3 separate regions of the Mus musculus genome follow, and regions 2 and 3 are each linked to region 1. Evidence: chromatin loops called from intact Hi-C (ENCODE). Cell type or tissue: heart. All regions are shown on one strand. Region 1 overlaps Slc12a8 (solute carrier family 12 (potassium/chloride transporters), member 8). Region 2 has its middle 12 kb from the start of Heg1. Region 3 has its middle 18 kb from the start of Heg1.

Region 1 (2,500 bases):
ACCTTTCCAATGCTTCCACTGGGGTTCTTGGGACTTGAGGTAATACGGAAAAGATTTGCCAGAGTGTTCACCTCAGATTTTTGTCATTTGTAGCTCTGAACATGGCACCTGGTCCTGGCTGCTGGATGATACCTAACCCCAGAAGTGCTTGAACCCTCTGTGAATTAGTTGCTGAAGAACTCTGCAGGCCCTTTGATTCCCGCTGAGCCACTTGGGCACTGTCCCAGCTAAGCAAGCAGGCAGAGCTCAGAATGCCCCATCAGGACCTTTGTGTGGCTCTGATCACACCTCCCTCATCCTTAACACTTTCATGGAGTGATAAGATGCTTTTGTAGCAGGGAGGGGTTTCCTCCTCAGCGCACAATCCACAAAGGTCCCTTTCACATCCCTGTAGATGCCTCCCCAGTTGCCTAGGGAGATAGACAGGCGGCCAGCCTGCAGTCCTTCAAATGACAGCTTCTAGGAAAGAGCCTGGAGGAGAAGAAGGGACCACCCTGGGGAGAGCTCTTTGATTGACAGAGTACCCTGCCTCACTTCATCTCTTGTCTGGGTGTCTTTCAGGAGTCATGGCTGGCTTCAACATGGGAGGAGACCTGAGAGACCCTGCTGACAGTGTCCCCTTAGGCTCCCTAGCAGCTGTTGGCGTCTCGTAAGTTCCCCTCTTAGATTGGTCTGAGCTGGAGAATGGGAGAGAAAACCCAGGCAGAAGAGGGGGCTGCCCCTTTTGTTCTGAGAATGCCCTGGCTGTGACCAACCTATTTCGTATTCCAATCCTCCTTTTTACACTCGGTGGGCTGGAAAATTCACGTCTGGTGGGTTCTGATGCTGCCCTTTCACAGTCCTGCCTGAGAATGCTGTGGGAGGAGGGGGATCATGAATGCAAAATAATCCTTCCTTGCCCCACCCCCAACCACCCTGCCTCTTCTCCACCTTCTTTTGAACTTGGGGATTTTTTTTTTTTTTAATTCAGAGTTCCCAGGGTCATGGTGGGAACATGGGGATGAAGCATTGGGTAATCTCATAGACTAGCATCGGCATTCCATTTGTCAGCCTTCTGAGCTTCTATGAAAGGAGAGAGGGAGGGAGGGAGGGGAGAGAGAGGGAGAGAGAGAGAGAGAGAGAGAGAGAGAGAGAGAGAGAGAGAGAGAGAGAGGATGGGGATGTCTACATGTCATATGTGTACCGAATGAATGGAGGGAGATGCTACATGATGCAAGTAGCAGAAGCTCAGAGATGGGGCTCCCCCTCCCTCAGTTGCTGGTTTCTGGGGTTTTAGTTCCTATCACGCTGCTGTCACCTGACTAACAAGACCTTGAGTCTGGGTTTTTTGTTTTTTGTTTTTTTTCCTTCTAGAGTCTTCTGTTATTTCCCCTGTGTAGTAGGCAGGAGGGCACCTCTCTGCCTTCACTGAATAGGTGCGGAAATGCAGTGAGGTCATAGGCAGAAAGAACCCTGCCACGAGGAGCTGGCAGTGCCTGTGCTATTTTAATGACAGCACTTGAAAATGTTAAAATATCTGCCTGTGAATGCTTACTGACACAAGTCCCTTGCTGCCAGCCAGGCACAGGGCACCAGGCCGTGTGTATAAAAGAGGCAAGGACATTGTGAAGAGCATAAAACGATCAGGAAGAGCTGAGCATGAGAGAGGGGGAGAGAGGAGGTTCCACATGAGCACCTGTCCTGCTTTACACAGAGCTGGAAGTCAGAGGAGCCTTGTGTGTCATGGCCCAGCCGGGAATGGGCAGATCTCAGGGTCATGTGACTTAGTCAGCCACCCAGAACAGCTTGATGGCAGAGCCACTCTACAGCTTCACCTGTTAATTCTCCCCTCTGTGTCTTCATTTGCTTTCTGTTGCTGGACCTTGGGGAGGAAACAGTTAATCTCAGTATACATTCATCATGGCGGAAAGTCAGACTGGAGGCAGGAGCGGAAAGCAGAGATGATAGATGAAGGAATGCTGCTTACTGGCTTGCTCAGCTTGCTTTCTTACAGACCATCTGCCTAGGGATGGTACCACCCACAGTGGGCTGTACCCTCCGCTATCAATCCTTAATCAAGAAAATGCCGGCTATACTCACCTACGGGTCACAGGCCAATCTTACAGAGACATTTTCTCAGTTGAGGTTCCTTCTTTTCAGGTGATCCTAGCTTGTGCCAAGTTAACAAAAGCACTTAAGTACACTGTTGCCTGTGGTCTAGAGACCGGAGAGGTCCAACACATGACTGGGTAATTCTTCTACTGGAGGAAGATAGATGGACTGCAGGACAGCAGGTCAACCCTGGCCAAGTCCGGGAAGCTGGGCTTCCCATTTCCCCACTTCAATACCCTTTCTTAATATAAGATTAAAACCACTGCTACCTTGGTTTCTTTTGGCCAAGAAATACACTATAGAGTAGAAAGAGTACAAAATGCACCTTCCCAGGCTTCTCCATGGCTCCATGGCTGGCCTTCTTTCATGACTCAGGTTCCCATAGAAAACTGAGGCTTGGTGGGATTGG
Region 2 (2,500 bases), 66 kb after region 1:
AGTGAATATTCCCATCATTCATAGAGTTTGGGGGCCACAGCCTCCTTCTAAGAGGGAGAAGTAGAGCGGTTCCCTAAATGGGGCCTGAAATAATGGGCAGCCTGAGTTTTCATTCTTCTCTAAGATACTTTATTTTGGGGTTAAAGAGGTGGCTCCATGGTTAAAAGCACTCTGCTCTTGCAGAGGACCAAAGTTTGGTTCCCAAGACTGACATGACACTCAGAACCTTCTGTAGCTCCAGCTCAAGATGACCCAACACCCTCTTTTGGCTCCTTTGGTCACCTCCATACATGTGTACACACACACACACACACACACACATACACACACACACACAAACACACACACACACACACACATACACAAACACACACACACATACACACACAAACACAAACACACACACACACCCCTAAACAAAAATAAAATATTTTAAACTTAACTAGGTGGTGGTGATGATCAACTTTAACGCCAGCACTTAGGAGGCAGAGTCAGGAGGATCTTTGTGAGTTTGTGGCCAGTCTGATCTACAGAGTGAGTTCCAGGACAGCCAGGGCTACACAGCGAAAGCCTATGTAAAAAAAAAAAAAAAATTATTTTAATTTTAGTTTAAGGGAGTATGTACATGTGATGGCATATAATTTAGCCTATGTCTAGGCTAGAAGACAACTTTAGGTAGTGAGTTCCAGACCGGTCAAAGGCTCGTTCTTTCTCTTTTGTTTTGGTAACACAATAACAACAATCTCTCTCTCTCTCTCTCTCTCTCTCTCTCTCTCTCTCTCTCTCTCTCTCTCTCTCTCTGTGTGTGTGTGTGTGTGTGTGTGTATGTGTGTATGGATGTGTATAGATGTGTGTATGGATGTGTATAGGTGTGTGTATGGGTGTGTGTGTGTGAGAGAGAGAGAGCGAGAGAGAGCACCTGGGTGTGCCTGTGTGCCTGTGTTCCTGGCTGTTTTTGTTAAAGAAAGCACCATATTAAAAGCTGGGGGGGGGGGGGAAGCGTGGGGAGGGCTGGTGAGATCTCACAGCGGTTAGGATCACTGACTGCTCTTCAGGAGGGAGGTCCTGAGTTCAAATCCCAACAATCACATGGTGGCTCACAACCACCTGTAATGAGATCTGACGCCCCCTTCTGGTGCATCTGAAGACAGCTACAGTGTACTTATGTATAATAATAAATGAATCTTTGGGACTGAGGGAGCAGAGTTGAGTGGGGCCTGAGTGAGCCGGGCCAACCAGAGAGATCAGGGTTGACTGGAGCAAGCAGAGGTCCTAAAACTTCAATTCCTAACAACCATATGAAGGATCACAATCATCTGTCCAGCTATAGTGTACTCATATACATAAGAATAAATAAATAAATCTTCAAAAAATAAAATAAAAGCTAGACTCACCAAATGTGGAGACTACCTTAAAGTATCGGCCATTTAATTCAGAGTCACTTGGGGGAAGTCCTATGAGCAGGTGATATCTCGAAGAATTAGCAGTCATTCTGTAGCAACCAGCAGCTTGGTGATGTGACACAGAGCACATGGTTTAAAAGATTGGGTGGTGTGTACATCCCTGGTTTGAAGTACAGCCACTTTATTTGCATGTCACAGGGCTGGTACTCCAAATGACAGCATCAATCTGAAGTGGAACACTCGTGACATGGGCAACTCTGTGGTTTTATATTAGTCAGAACTCAGCTTGCTCCTATAATAAAGATCCCTAGGTCTCAGTGGCTTGACAGTATATATGTATTTCAGCTCACGTTATAGTCTGATATCAGTCAGAGGGAGAGAGGGGCTCTGCATTGGCACCATAGACATAGGCTTCTTCAGTGTACATGCTGAAACATCTCTGCCCTCAGTCTTTGTCTTAGTTAGGTTTTCTATTGTTGTGACAAAATAAAACCACAACCAAATAGCAAGTTGGGGAGGAAAGGGTTTATTCAACTTACACTTCCACAGTACTGTCCAGCACTGAAAGAAGTCAGGACAGGAACTCAAACAAGGCAGGATCCTGGAGGCAGAAGCTGATCAAGAAGCCATGGAGGGATGCTGCTTACTGGCTTGCTTCACATGGCTTGCTCAGCCTGCCTTCTTATAGAACCCAGGACCACCAGCCCAGGAATGGCACCACCCACAATGGGCTGCCCCCGCCCCCGTTGATCACTGATCACTTAATTAAAATGTCTTACAACTGGATCTCATGGAGGCATTTCCTCAACTGAGCCTCCTTTCTCTTTGATGAGTGTAGTTTATGTCAAGTTAACATAAAACCAGTCAGTAGTCTTCCTCAGGGTTCTCAGCATCTATGACAGGGAAGAGAAGACAGCGGCACCAGAAGAGTACCAGGGAGGTGAGGGAATCAGGACTGAAAGGCTGTGTGACTTCCTCCTGTGTTCATTGGTCAGACTAGACAAGTCATCTCTACGACTGAAGGACGGGCTGGGGAATACGAGCCAGCTGGCTGCGGAGAATGGGGAGGGACTGCGTTAGAGGACATCTGGCCTGTG
Region 3 (2,500 bases), 59 kb after region 1:
CACACACACACACACACACACACACACACACACACACACAAACCTTTTAGAAGAAAATATCATAAAAACACAGTCTGAGGGGCTGGAGAAGTAGCTTAGTGGTTAAGAACACTCACTACTCTTGCGGAGGACCCAGGTTCAGTTTCCAACGCTCACATCAGACGGTTCACAACCCCCTGGAACTCTAGTTCCAGAGGATCCAATACCCTTTATCCTCCATGGACATTTGCATGCATATAGTGCACATAGCCTCATTCAGGCGCGCACACGTATACACACACACACACACACACACACACACACACGCACATAAAATTTTGTAAATATTTTTTAAAGGACACAGTTTGGAGAGATAGCTCAGTGGTCAGGAACACTTCTTTCTCTTCCAGAATACCCAGGTTCAATTCTCAGTACCTATGTGGTATCCTACAACTGACTGTAACTCCATTTCTACAGGATCAGAGATTCTCTACTGGCCTCTATAGGCACCAGAGAATGTAATATATAGCCATACATATAGGCAAAACATCAACACACATAAAATAAAATAAAATAAAATAAAATAAAATAAAATAAAATAAAGCAGAAGAAGACAGACTGAGCTGGTCATGGCTTACTAACAGGTTGAAGTAGGAAGATGGTGAAATAAAGCCAACTATTCATGAAGGGCTCAGGGTGACGATCCCTGAGGACCTCTTTTGGTTTGCTTTTGTTGACAGAGTTTCTTTTCTTTTCTTTCCTTAAGGATTTATTTATTTATTTATTTATGTAATGTATATGAGTACACTGTAGCTATACTGATGGTTGTGAGCCATCATGTGGTTGCTGGGAATTTTGATTCAGGACCTCTTCTCACTCCAGCCCTGCTCACTCCAGCCCTGCTCACTCCAGCCAGAGATTTATTTATTATTATATGTAAGTACACTGTAGCTGCCTTCAGACACACCAGAAGAGGGCATCAGATCTCATTATGGATAGTTGTGAGCCACCATGTGGTTGCTGGGATTTGAACTCAGGACCTTCGGAAGAGCAGTCAGTGCTCTTAACTGCTGAGCCATCTCTCCAGCCCTGTTGGCAGGGTTTCAGTGTGGTTCAGGCTAGCCTGGAACTCACTATATAGACCAAGCTAGCCTTAAACTAGCCCTCTGTCCTCAACCTCCAGATCAGAAGCCCCTTTTAAAGAGGAACCTGCATTCAAAAATTTTCCTATGGCTTCTGTAATTAATCACACAGATCAGATGTCTTTAAAACAGCAGAAATATATTTTTTTCATAGCTCTGGAGTACAGAAGTCTCGAATCCGTCTTACTGAGTCAAAAACGAAGGTCAAGCATCAAAGCTGAATCCAAGAATCCACAATCTTTGGGGGAGTTTGTTTTGTGCCTCCTCTAGCTTTGGTTGCTGCCAGCCACCTGGATTTGTGACCACATCTCTGCAGTTCAAAGCCAACACTGCAGGCTACAGCTGCCTTCTGGGAACATGTGAAGTCCATCTTCTACTCTGTTTTCTGAGGCATGCGATAATACAGAAGCCCAAGATAATCCAGAGCAGTGGTTCTCGCCTTTTTGCACAACGCAGAGAAGACTTTGACTGCATCTGCTTTTGCTGTTTTGAATGCTGCACACCAGGCTAAAAGAGCAACCTCTTTGAAGGAGGTAGTGAGCCGGGCTAGCCACAGAGCTTAAGTAGGATGATACCAAGGCCAAAAATAATGCACAGAAGATTCAAGAAGAGCATTGTCCAGTATGATTCATCTTACAGAGAAGAATAAGAGAGGACTGGCTCATGACAAAAATCAGAAACTGTACTCAGTGTCAGGGATTCCAAACAAAATGAGCAGCTCAGTGTTGGGGGGGGGGGGGCAGATGCTAAACAGGTTGATGTTCACAAGCTACCACTTCAGTAAGGGGAGGCAGGAAAGAGAGCGAGCAAGAGGACCAAGGCAAGGAGGAAGGATTTGAAGCTACACAGGAGCACGTGCCTCCTCGTGAAGAGACTGCAGAACACCTCTCTCAAGACCCTCTTCCAGAGGGGGGAGGAGTCAAGAGTTATCTCCTGGTTCCTGGTTCCCCAAACTAAAGGGGGAGCCTAGGAGGACATTAGCCACCTCCACCTCACTTGTAATGTGCATGCATGGGAGTGCCTAGTAGTTCTGCATGGAGTCAGCCTAACTGGAGTCCACCTGGAAGGGGTCATCACAGCTGAGATGCAACGAGTAGCCTGACTATGCACAGGTGGTACACATGGAACCTGAGGTGGCACATTAGCCAGTGTTATATAAAACCCGCATACTGCAGGTCACTACGATGAGTAAGCATGCTTGGCTCATTCAGACAAGGGTTAGGCATGTATTAGTCAGGATTCCCTGGAGGAACAGTACTGATGAAATACATAAGTCTTAACCACAGACTAGATGCCTTTAAAACAACAGAAATATATTTTTTTTCTTGGTTCTGGAGAACAGAAGTATAGAAATGATATTTCATTAGTACCTTACAGGC

Evidence for each region. A loop is a pair of places that touch in the nucleus more often than their neighbours do. Peaks named below come from ENCODE experiments on the same cell type or tissue, not always from the same donor. Only the 100,000 strongest peaks of a DNase experiment are listed, where the experiment ranks them.
Region 2: a loop joins it to region 1, with 2.4 times the contacts of the local background. A loop is called at or near these places in 7 of 42 quality-filtered maps.
Region 3: a loop joins it to region 1, with 7 times the contacts of the local background. A loop is called at or near these places in 6 of 42 quality-filtered maps.

What each region holds. Positions count from the first base shown.
Region 1 is chr16:33,605,605-33,608,104 of GRCm38, forward strand. It overlaps Slc12a8 (solute carrier family 12 (potassium/chloride transporters), member 8), which reads left to right. Exons shown (of 13, transcript NM_134251.3): 6 at 562-649. Among named protein-coding and RNA genes, the nearest start is that of Heg1, 78 kb to the right of the region's middle. In heart, no CTCF peak of the experiment used is centred here; a DNase peak (open chromatin) is centred at 1,537; H3K4me3 peaks cover 330 bases; H3K27ac peaks cover 1,869 bases.
Region 2 is chr16:33,671,246-33,673,745 of GRCm38, forward strand. No RefSeq gene overlaps it. Among named protein-coding and RNA genes, the nearest start is that of Heg1, 12 kb to the right of the region's middle. In heart, a CTCF peak has its summit at 1,161 (motif pointing left); a DNase peak (open chromatin) is centred at 2,456.
Region 3 is chr16:33,664,998-33,667,497 of GRCm38, forward strand. No RefSeq gene overlaps it. Among named protein-coding and RNA genes, the nearest start is that of Heg1, 18 kb to the right of the region's middle. In heart, no CTCF peak of the experiment used is centred here; a DNase peak (open chromatin) is centred at 1,424.